Linked DNA regions of Homo sapiens: regions 1 and 2 are each linked to region 3. Evidence: chromatin contacts called from ENCODE Hi-C data. All regions are on one chromosome and are shown on one strand. Each heading gives the region's core, a stretch centred on a gene start or an enhancer-like site at or near the end of the contact. The rest is flanking DNA. Distances are from core to core; before and after follow the strand shown. Region 1 has its middle 150 kb from the start of LINC02476. Region 2 holds the start of TSPAN12 (tetraspanin 12). Region 3 overlaps KCND2 (potassium voltage-gated channel subfamily D member 2).

Region 1 (2,798 bases), core at 82-2,581, 350 kb before region 3:
TAGATCCAGTAGAGGCCAGAGGGTGCCTGCCAGGTATTTGGAGCTTCAAGTTGGTACCAAGAGTGGTTTAAAGAAGGGAAACAGGAGAAGGGGCTGGGATGAGGTGATGTGGAATTATTTTTGCCCTGCCATGAAGTTTTTCCTAGCATTTCATTGTAATATTGGTGTCCTAGGCAAGTTAATTCTCCTGCTGGGTCTGTAAAGGGTTTTCCCCAGTGAGCAATGCAGAATCTTCTGATAATAGAGGTTTTTAAGAGCCAGACACTCGAGCTCGTGCGCGTTGGTTCAGGAGAGGAGACAGAGTGAAGTTATCTTGGGGCATTAGCTGTCTTGCTTTCCATGGCCATTGATCCCCCATGTTGGTTCTTACGCAAACATAGCATGAGGAGTCCTGTAAACTGCTAGCTGTGTTTTCAGCTAGTTGGGCAAACAGATTTCCGGCCAAAGGAGGGGGCTCAGGAAACTTCTGGTTGATATGCTCATAGAATGACTTGAAAACTCTGAATTGTTGAACAGGTCTGGATTTTCTTCATGATATGTAAAAATAACATTTTTAAAGACAGTTTTTCCCTCTTGATTTTTGGTTAAATAGGAGTATCCTATTGGTGCTTCTATTCCTGTAGTCTGTATCTGTATGTTTGGCTTTAAGATGGTGAAATTTACAAGACTGCAAGCATTTGCTTTACAGTCTGGGTCTGCTGGTATTTGGGTAAACATGACCTGCCTTTATTTAGTAGCCCATGTTGCGCAGTCCCAGGTGGAGCAAGCCGGGGGAGTTCTAACACTTTTACAACAAGTTCCTACAGGAAAGGTTGAGTCTCTGAACGTTGCCTGGCAAATATTTAAGTACAAGGATATGGTTCCTTTGTGGAAAGGGGGGTACCTTGTTTTCGTTTAAAAGGGCTCCCTCTTCTGACCCGTCACAGATTTCGAACCACGTCCCAGGTAAGAATCTAGGGTCATAACACACATAAGGCTGGTTATTTCCTGGGTCACAAATTGAGTAGGTGGTCTGGTTGTGAGTACAATTTCCTAGGTGGGTTCCAATACACTCACAATAAGTATGGTATAATAGAGTTCTGGTTTATAGTGCTTCCTGACCATGTAGTATGAGTGCATACCTCTTAGAGTTCTCCGTTTAACATAGATAAGGGGACCAGCAATAATAAGGTAAAGAGTAGCATACTCATACCCAGCAGGCACAAAAGAGGTGTTTACCCAGAGGAGGGGGTTGAGCAAAGCAACAGGACAATAGTAAAACAACTAGTGTTACAAGGAAAATTACTAGGCTCAATATTTCTAGCCACATTTACTTCCCTGATGATGACTCAAGCTTTGGCCATGCATAGACTAGTCAGCTTCCAGGGTGACTAGAGCAGGGCTGTTGTTGTCTCCACTGGCGACTCAGTCTCAACACAGGATCAACCTGGGGGATGGTTTGGGTCCCAATGGCTGGTCCATTTGTCTCGAGCTTCCGGTTTCAGTCAACTGTGGTAAATCCAAGGCACAATTCCTGCAACTTTAACAGCAGTGGGAGTGGACAAGATTATAGTATGGAGCCCATCCCATATGGGTCCCAAAGTGGTTGGATTCCATTGCTTAACCCAAACAGTCTCCAGGTTTAAATGGGTTCGCTGGTTCTGTTAGGCTTATGGGCATTCTTTCCCGTACTCAGCCATGGATTTCTTGCATGACTATCCCTAAAGCCTGCATTTGTCTCCTTAAGGTCAATTTCCCTAGTTCACAGAGATCACCCTTAATTTGACCTATGATAGGGGGTGGCTGGCTGAACAAGGTCTCTTAGGTAGAATACCCAGTTTGTTTGTTGGGGGTGCATCAGACTCAGAGGAGGACCATGGGCAGGATCTGATCCCATCTTAGATGAGTTTCTTGACAATATTTTTTCAGTAGCTGTTTGAGTGTCCAGTTCATGTGCTTCACCTTTCCTGAGCTCTGCAGCCGGTAGGCTGTGTAATTTTCATTTTATTTTTAACAGCCGTGTTAGTTCTTGAACTATTTCAGCTACAAATGCCAGACCATTGTCTGACCCTAGAGTTAGGGGCAGTCCAAATCTGGGGATAATGTATCTTAACAATACTTTAGTCACTTCTCATGCTCTCTCTGTTCTAGTGGGGAAAGCTTCGACCCATCCCGAGAAGTTGCAGACGAGCACCAGCATGTACTGGTAGCCCCTCATTTGGGGCATCTTGTGAAATCTGCAAGTAGGTTTTCACAGGGTGTGGCCCCCATTTCCTGAATTCCCGGGGGGCCAAGTGGGCCCTTGTCTTGGGTTGTTCTGGGCACAAGTTAGACATTGTTTACAAATGTCTTGGGTGATGGCAGTGAGCCATGGCACATAGTAGCATTTCTAGTGCCATTTTCCCCATATGAGTTCCTTAATGGAATTGTCTTACAAACTTGAAACTCCCATTTCAGGGATAGCTAGTCCCCCATTGGAGAATTTCCACCATTCTCCTTCAATGTACTTTCCAGATTCTCAGGCAAACCAGGCCTTCTCATTTGAAGAATAACTTGAGACCTCTGGGAGGGAGGGATCTGGGAGGAGAGGCATATCTAGGGTTTCTTTCTTAAAATGCAGTGTAGTCATTGTTGCCCATTTGGCCTCCCTGTCTGCCTTTCTGTTTCCCATAGTCTCTAGTTTTCCTGCCTTTTGGTGACTCCTGCAGTGCATAATGGCCACTTTCTCTGGGGCCCATACAGCGTCTAAGAGCTGCAGAATTTCTTCTTTGTGTTTTATTTCTTTGTCCCTAGCAGTTAAGGGTCCTCTTTCTTTATAT
Region 2 (2,965 bases), core at 251-2,750, 460 kb after region 3:
GCAGAAAACCAGAGCCAGCCGTTCCCACCTGTTGGTGCAGTGAAACTTACTTACCCAAAAGAGCAGATTGAGGGCGTAGAGCAGGCAGCGCAGACACTTCACGGAATCTTCTCTGGCCATTGTGAGCCCCGTAAGGGAGAAGCCCCATCCTTTCACCACATCCTACTCCCAAGGGCAAAACGGCAGCGATCTGCAGGGGGCGGGGGAGAGAGAACACGGGACATCTCACCATCACGCTTCCCACAGCCTGCCCGTCCCTCCTCCACCCGCCCTCAGCAGGGTCCAGAGGGTCCCGAGGCCCAGTGCATTCGAGACATCGCCTCATCAAAAATCATTTGTTAAAATCATAATGGTAACTAAACTCCCAAAAGTTCCAAACCGGCTTCAGATAACACCTGCTGGGAAAAGAAAAGAGCAACTATCCGGATGAATGAAGTCGCACAGTAAACTCGCGTTCTCAGGGGACACGCGGCGGAGCCCTGTGCATTCTGATGAGACGCTCTTGAAAACCTCCCTCACTCCACGCCCCTCCTCGAGGACAGCTGTGCTCGGCACTGTCCTGAAGGTGAGAAACCACACTGCCCCCTACCCCGGACACGTCAGAGGCGCCACCGGCAAGCCCGAGAGAATGAGCGCCCTTCTAGTTAGGACAGTTCCTGGGCACTCCAACTCCGCACCCCTCTACCCCGTCCCGCAGCTCGGGTGTGAATGCAAGGGACTGGGGCGGCGGGGCGGGGGCGGGGGCGGGGGCGAGGGGGCAGCGCGGAGTTGAGATTCCGCCCGGCTACTAGGGTTTCTCTGGGAGAACGTGAGAAATGATGTTTTCGGCCCCAGAATGATGGATTAGCCTGGGACAGTGGGCGGGGGGCGGGGGGCGCCGGGGAATTAGGGCCGATGCAGCTGTGCAGACGCCGGGTTAGTCATTCAAACCCCGCTTCCCCCGCCCGGGACGCTCCCGCGACCCCTCGCTCAAAGCCGCCCGCGGAGCACAAAGCGAGCGCGGCCACCGACCCAGCCATCGCGTCCGCGCGCCCCCGGCAGGGCGCGAGGGGAAGCGCCGGCGGCAGGGAGCCCCAGAGCCAGCCCTTAAGTAGTTTAGCACACAGCGCGGAGGGCAGCCGCCGGCGGGCTGGCGGGACAGCGGGCAGGAAAGGCGACAGACGCGTGGCCACTTACCGTCGGCGCTGGGCCCGGTGCCCCACGCCCGCCTGGGGATAGTCGGGGACGCACGGCGGGGGCTCATCGGGGCAGGGAACTTCTTCGCGGAGAGCCGGAGGGCTGCATTGGCTTCAGCTGGAGACGCTTCTTTCTCTTCCTCTCCCCCCGCCGCCGCCGTCGCCGCCTCCTGGGAAAAAGAAAAAAAAAAAAAAAAGTCCTGGGCAGCAGTTGCTGGAAAGTCTCTGCTAAGCCACCTCCCAGCGCCGCTGTCCCTCCCAAGTCCTCTCCGAGTCCGGACGAGGCAGCGGCGGCAGCCAGGGCCAGCTGCACAAACTCTCAGCGCATGCTCGAGCCGCTGGCTGCCGGGGTTGGGTCCTAGTGGGTGTTTCTTGTCCCTCTCACCCAGCGAGAGTCCCCAAAGGGACGCTTCACCTCTGCAGGATAGGGTCCAGAAGATAATGCCTAGGAACTTGGGAGAAGTCCGTGCAGTAAATCCCTTTAAAATGGTGGCGTCGAAGGAATGGAGGCTGGGTTATAAGCATAGAGAAGCAGGCTTTTATTATATGATAATATTTGTGTTTGAGAAGGGGGGTGAAGGGGTGGCCCAACCCAATTCCTGCAATGAGAAACTAGTTTTCACAACCTTTATGGAGCCACCTCCTGTGATTTGTTATTAACATGGTGCCCTATGATCCTTCTTATTGCTTTGTTGCCCTCCCGGATTTTTTTTTTTTTAAGTTCTTTCCCACTTTCATAGTGCACTAATAGCATTTACGGAAACATCAGAGTAATCATGTGCAGTCTGACATGCAGAAGAGGAGGAAAGAACATTTTTAACTCTTAGAAGTAACTCAAGCTTTCCAAAATTTCTCACGATAAGATTGTTTTGAGTTAACTGGGTGATTTATTTTGAAATGTGTACATAGTAGTGGATCTTTGGAAAATCTAATTTTTTTAAACTAGAAATTCATGAAGTATTACACAGCAGGAGACCATCCTTCCAAAAGAATCTTCCCTTTTAGAAGACAGAAGTTTCACACTAAATAAAATGCCACTGGATCATATCCTCCACATAAAATGTGGATGTGTTGTGCTATGCCTCACAGTACTGCTCATTTCTAGGATTACTTTTGTGGGCACTGCATGGCAAATAAAACTTCACCAGCAAATATGAATTACCTGGAATACGAGCAACATCTTTGACCTAATAACTGGAGTCCTTGGATTTCCTTGCAGAAAAAAAAAAAAAAAAAAAAATGGAATCCTATGTCCATGACTGCCTGTCTAGAGTTAGTTGCTGCATGACTGGAGTGACAATAAGACATGCAGTCTCATATGGAAAAGTCAAGACCAAAAGACAACATGGTTGTCCTGGGTTAGGCTAGGAAAATTATTGGTAAGCAAGTCACTAAGCAGTATGTAAGACAGCAACCCAAAAGAGTATAAAGAAGTATAGCCATACACAAAAAAAACACCAAGAAACATGTCCAGTTATCCATCAGATGACTCCAACTCTGATAATGAAGCAGCTTCTAGAATACTGGGGAAGAGCAAAGAAACCCACTTTTATCCTCTGCCAGTTTCTTCTCAAATTAGGGTGCATGCCTATTTTAAGCAAAGGACTGCTGAAACAACCAGCCATCCAAATGCTGTTGGTGCCATACATTCCCCGGAGAGGTATAAACATCCCCGCATTGAAAGGAGTCCATGACTGCTATTAAAACTGAGAAAAAGAGTGCCAACAATTCCCATGTGTCAAAGCAGAGATCCTCTTCTACTCCTAGAAGGTAGTTAAGTGCCCTTTCCT
Region 3 (2,700 bases), core at 201-2,700:
GGACTGCATTTGGTGTCACTATCCCATGGTTCAAACTGAGAGAAAAGCAGGGAGCAAAAAATCTAGGACAGATAGCACGGTAGCATCTCAAGATACAGACCATGCAGCTGTACTGACATCAAAAAACGGCCTGAGTGTGACATCTAATCTCAAGACAAACCTGTCTTTTTTCAGTTCCTATTTTAAGCTGCCTTTTTCATGTTAGTAAATGGGAACTAGGGAAGTATGTGCTGTTCCCAGAGTTAGATATGCTTTTGAGGTACTGCCCATTGTGGAAAGTTACATCTAAAACATTTATACTTTCTAATTCACCATAAAACCTTTTAAAAATACTGTACAAATTTATGGACTCTGAGCCAGTTCTACTAAATCAGTATTTCTAGGGAGCACACAGTGGGAATCCATATATATGAGCTATTTAGGTGATTTTGATGATTGACCAGGTATGGGAGCTGTGGCTTTCAAAAGCTTTGATAGATATTTCATTATTAGAAATATTACTGTGTTTATAAGGCGTCAGTCCTCTTCCCCCCATCTTTAGCCACACATTTCTGCCTCTGACACAACTCTTCTCCTCATCTGTTGTCTTAGTAGCCTTCTGTCCAAAATTATCTTGTTGTAGATTTGCTTTGTTATTCTATCCCTTTCCTATAGTAGCACTTTCCTGTATTCAGTTTTCCATCAATTTTGAGTCTAAGACTTATTTTTCTATCCTTTCTTTCTCTCTGAATAACTTATATCCTAAAGCACATTGAAATTGCATGTCATACTGTTATACATACCCCACCACTCTTTTTAAGTATATCCTCATTGGTAGTACATCAGCTGGGCTTAATTTCTAAAAACAAAATTAGGGCCCGATGGCTCAATATTTCTGAATAAGTAACCAAAATTGTTATTGTTATAAGAATGTAAGAAAAGGGTGACAAAATGGTGAATTGCTTTAACAAACGGAAAATGAGTTCAGAATGAAGCAGAATGCCTAAGACATTTTACATCTTGACTTGTTTTAACAAGATTCTAATGCTTTGTATTTCATTTATAGAATAGTTATAGCTTCCCATTGGCTCTGTGCTCCCATTTACTCAGCTACTGTAAATAATAGCCATCAGCAAAGCTTTTGAAATCTTCAGATGAAAGGAACTTAAATTAAGGAAGCTTCCCATGTGCATCCCTTCCCCCACAAAAAAGGATGCTAAGAAAACAAAGAACGGGGAGTACAACGGAATGATTGTAGTAACTGAATGCATTCCAGCTTTTGAAAACGATAAACATTTATTTTCTGACCTAAGTGTTGTTGTTTTTAATTTTTTTAACTTTTTTTTCTCAGTTGAAGCAGGCGATAGTGGATATTATCTTAAGATATGAAAGATATTGAAGGAGGCAGTATCAAGTCAGTTACACTATGTGGATTAATGTTGCAGTAGTTTCTTTCTTTGGTTATTGCCAAGCTAGTTGCTATTTTCAGAGTATTAGTCACATGCTTCTGTACCTGAGAGTGAAATTTTTCATTTCCCTCTAAAGATGATTCATTTTGTTTCTTACAGGAAGAACTTTGATAATAAATTCCAGTGTACTTTTAAAAATGTTCCCAGGGACTTAAAATGAACCTGCAAATATTTAATTTTATATTATCTTTTTGACATAGTTTGCTTACATAATCTACATATTTTGAATAGATGATTAGACCAAGGGAGCTTGCAGTAGATAAGGTTAAAATCTTAATGAAGATTAAACATCTTCTTTTAAAATCTCCTTATATTATTACTGTTGAGTGACAGAATAGATATTCAATCCTTTAAGCCAAGAATGTATAATGGGACTGGTATGTAATAAGTAAACTTGGGAAGCATAACTGGAAATACAGAAGATACTGAACTTACATAACAATGTGTCTGAACTTTAAACGTTTTTGCTTTCCACAGTCTGGCTTTCTCTCCTGCATTGTCCATATGTAAAGATGACTTAGCCAAAGCTCCCAAGCTCCCAAGAGTTGACAAATTCTCCCTTCCAGGGATTAACCCAAACCAAATTATAATATCTTAATCCCAATTCCAAGTTCCTAAAAGAGAGAATTTGTGACTGAGAGAAGAGGATACTCTTCTCCCTCTGCCAGCTAAGAAGATGTCTGAAGAGATGGCAGCTACAGATTGGCCCAGAAATTTAGTCAAATCACCCTATTATTCATGTTTTTTTTTTTTTTCTTTTATAGACAGAGTCTCCCTCGGTCACCCAGGCTGGGGTAAAGTGGTGCGATCATGGCTTACTGCAACCTCTGCCTCCCGTGTTCAAGCAATTCTCCTGCCTCAGCCTCCTGGTAGCTGGAATTACAGGCGATGGCTACCAGGCCCGGCTAATTTTTTTTTTTTTTTTTTTGGTCTTTTTAAAAGAGGCAGGGTCTCATCATGTGGTCAGGCTGGTCTCAAACTTCTGACCTCAAATGATCCACCTGCCTAGGCCTCCCAAAGTACTGGGATTACTGGCATGAGCCACCATGCCAGGTGATTTTTTTTTTTAACGTAAGACTTATAATTGAAAACAATTTCACATTCAAATTTTTAATTTAATTAAAACAACATGAAATACAAGTAAATAATTTTGGGGAAGAAAATACATTTATATAACAACACATATGTCTAATTTTATTGATCAGAGTGACATTTTAAAATGTTTTTTCCAGATATAAACAATGACTGTTTT

The links. Hi-C counts contacts between places; a loop is a spot of excess contacts on that map. Pooled maps may share reads with other maps.
Region 1: a map of PC-9 shows a loop between it and region 3 (22-fold over the local background). The contact joins two enhancer-like sites. A Hi-C loop is called at or near these places in 1 of 168 maps with a recorded cell type or tissue (PC-9), 3 of 37 single-sample maps with no recorded cell type and 3 of 50 pooled maps.
Region 2: a map with no recorded cell type shows a loop between it and region 3 (5-fold over the local background). The contact joins the promoter of TSPAN12 here to the enhancer-like site in region 3. A Hi-C loop is called at or near these places in 1 of 168 maps with a recorded cell type or tissue (GM12878), 10 of 37 single-sample maps with no recorded cell type and 5 of 50 pooled maps.

What each region holds. Positions count from the first base shown.
Region 1 is chr7:120,054,165-120,056,962 of GRCh38, forward strand. No RefSeq gene overlaps it. Among named protein-coding and RNA genes, the nearest start is that of LINC02476, 150 kb to the left of the region's middle. Within about 2 kb of position 1,332, at least 2 of the 41 ENCODE cell types and tissues checked have a DNase peak (open chromatin) inside an H3K27ac peak, as active enhancers do; they include PC-9, where a contact is called at or near this core.
Region 2 is chr7:120,856,644-120,859,608 of GRCh38, forward strand. It overlaps TSPAN12 (tetraspanin 12), which reads right to left and starts at 1,501. Exons shown (of 8, transcript NM_012338.4): 1 at 1,177-1,501; 2 at 55-190. The coding sequence starts at 120. LOC124901733 (a long non-coding RNA gene) reads left to right here and starts at 192. Exons shown (of 2, transcript XR_007060491.1): 1 at 192-565. RefSeq lists silencers at 444-663, 856-1,155.
Region 3 is chr7:120,401,126-120,403,825 of GRCh38, forward strand. The region is part of intron 1 of KCND2 (potassium voltage-gated channel subfamily D member 2); the gene reads left to right. Among named protein-coding and RNA genes, the nearest start is that of KCND2, 130 kb to the left of the region's middle. Within about 2 kb of position 1,451, at least 5 of the 41 ENCODE cell types and tissues checked have a DNase peak (open chromatin) inside an H3K27ac peak, as active enhancers do; they include GM12878 and PC-9, where a contact is called at or near this core.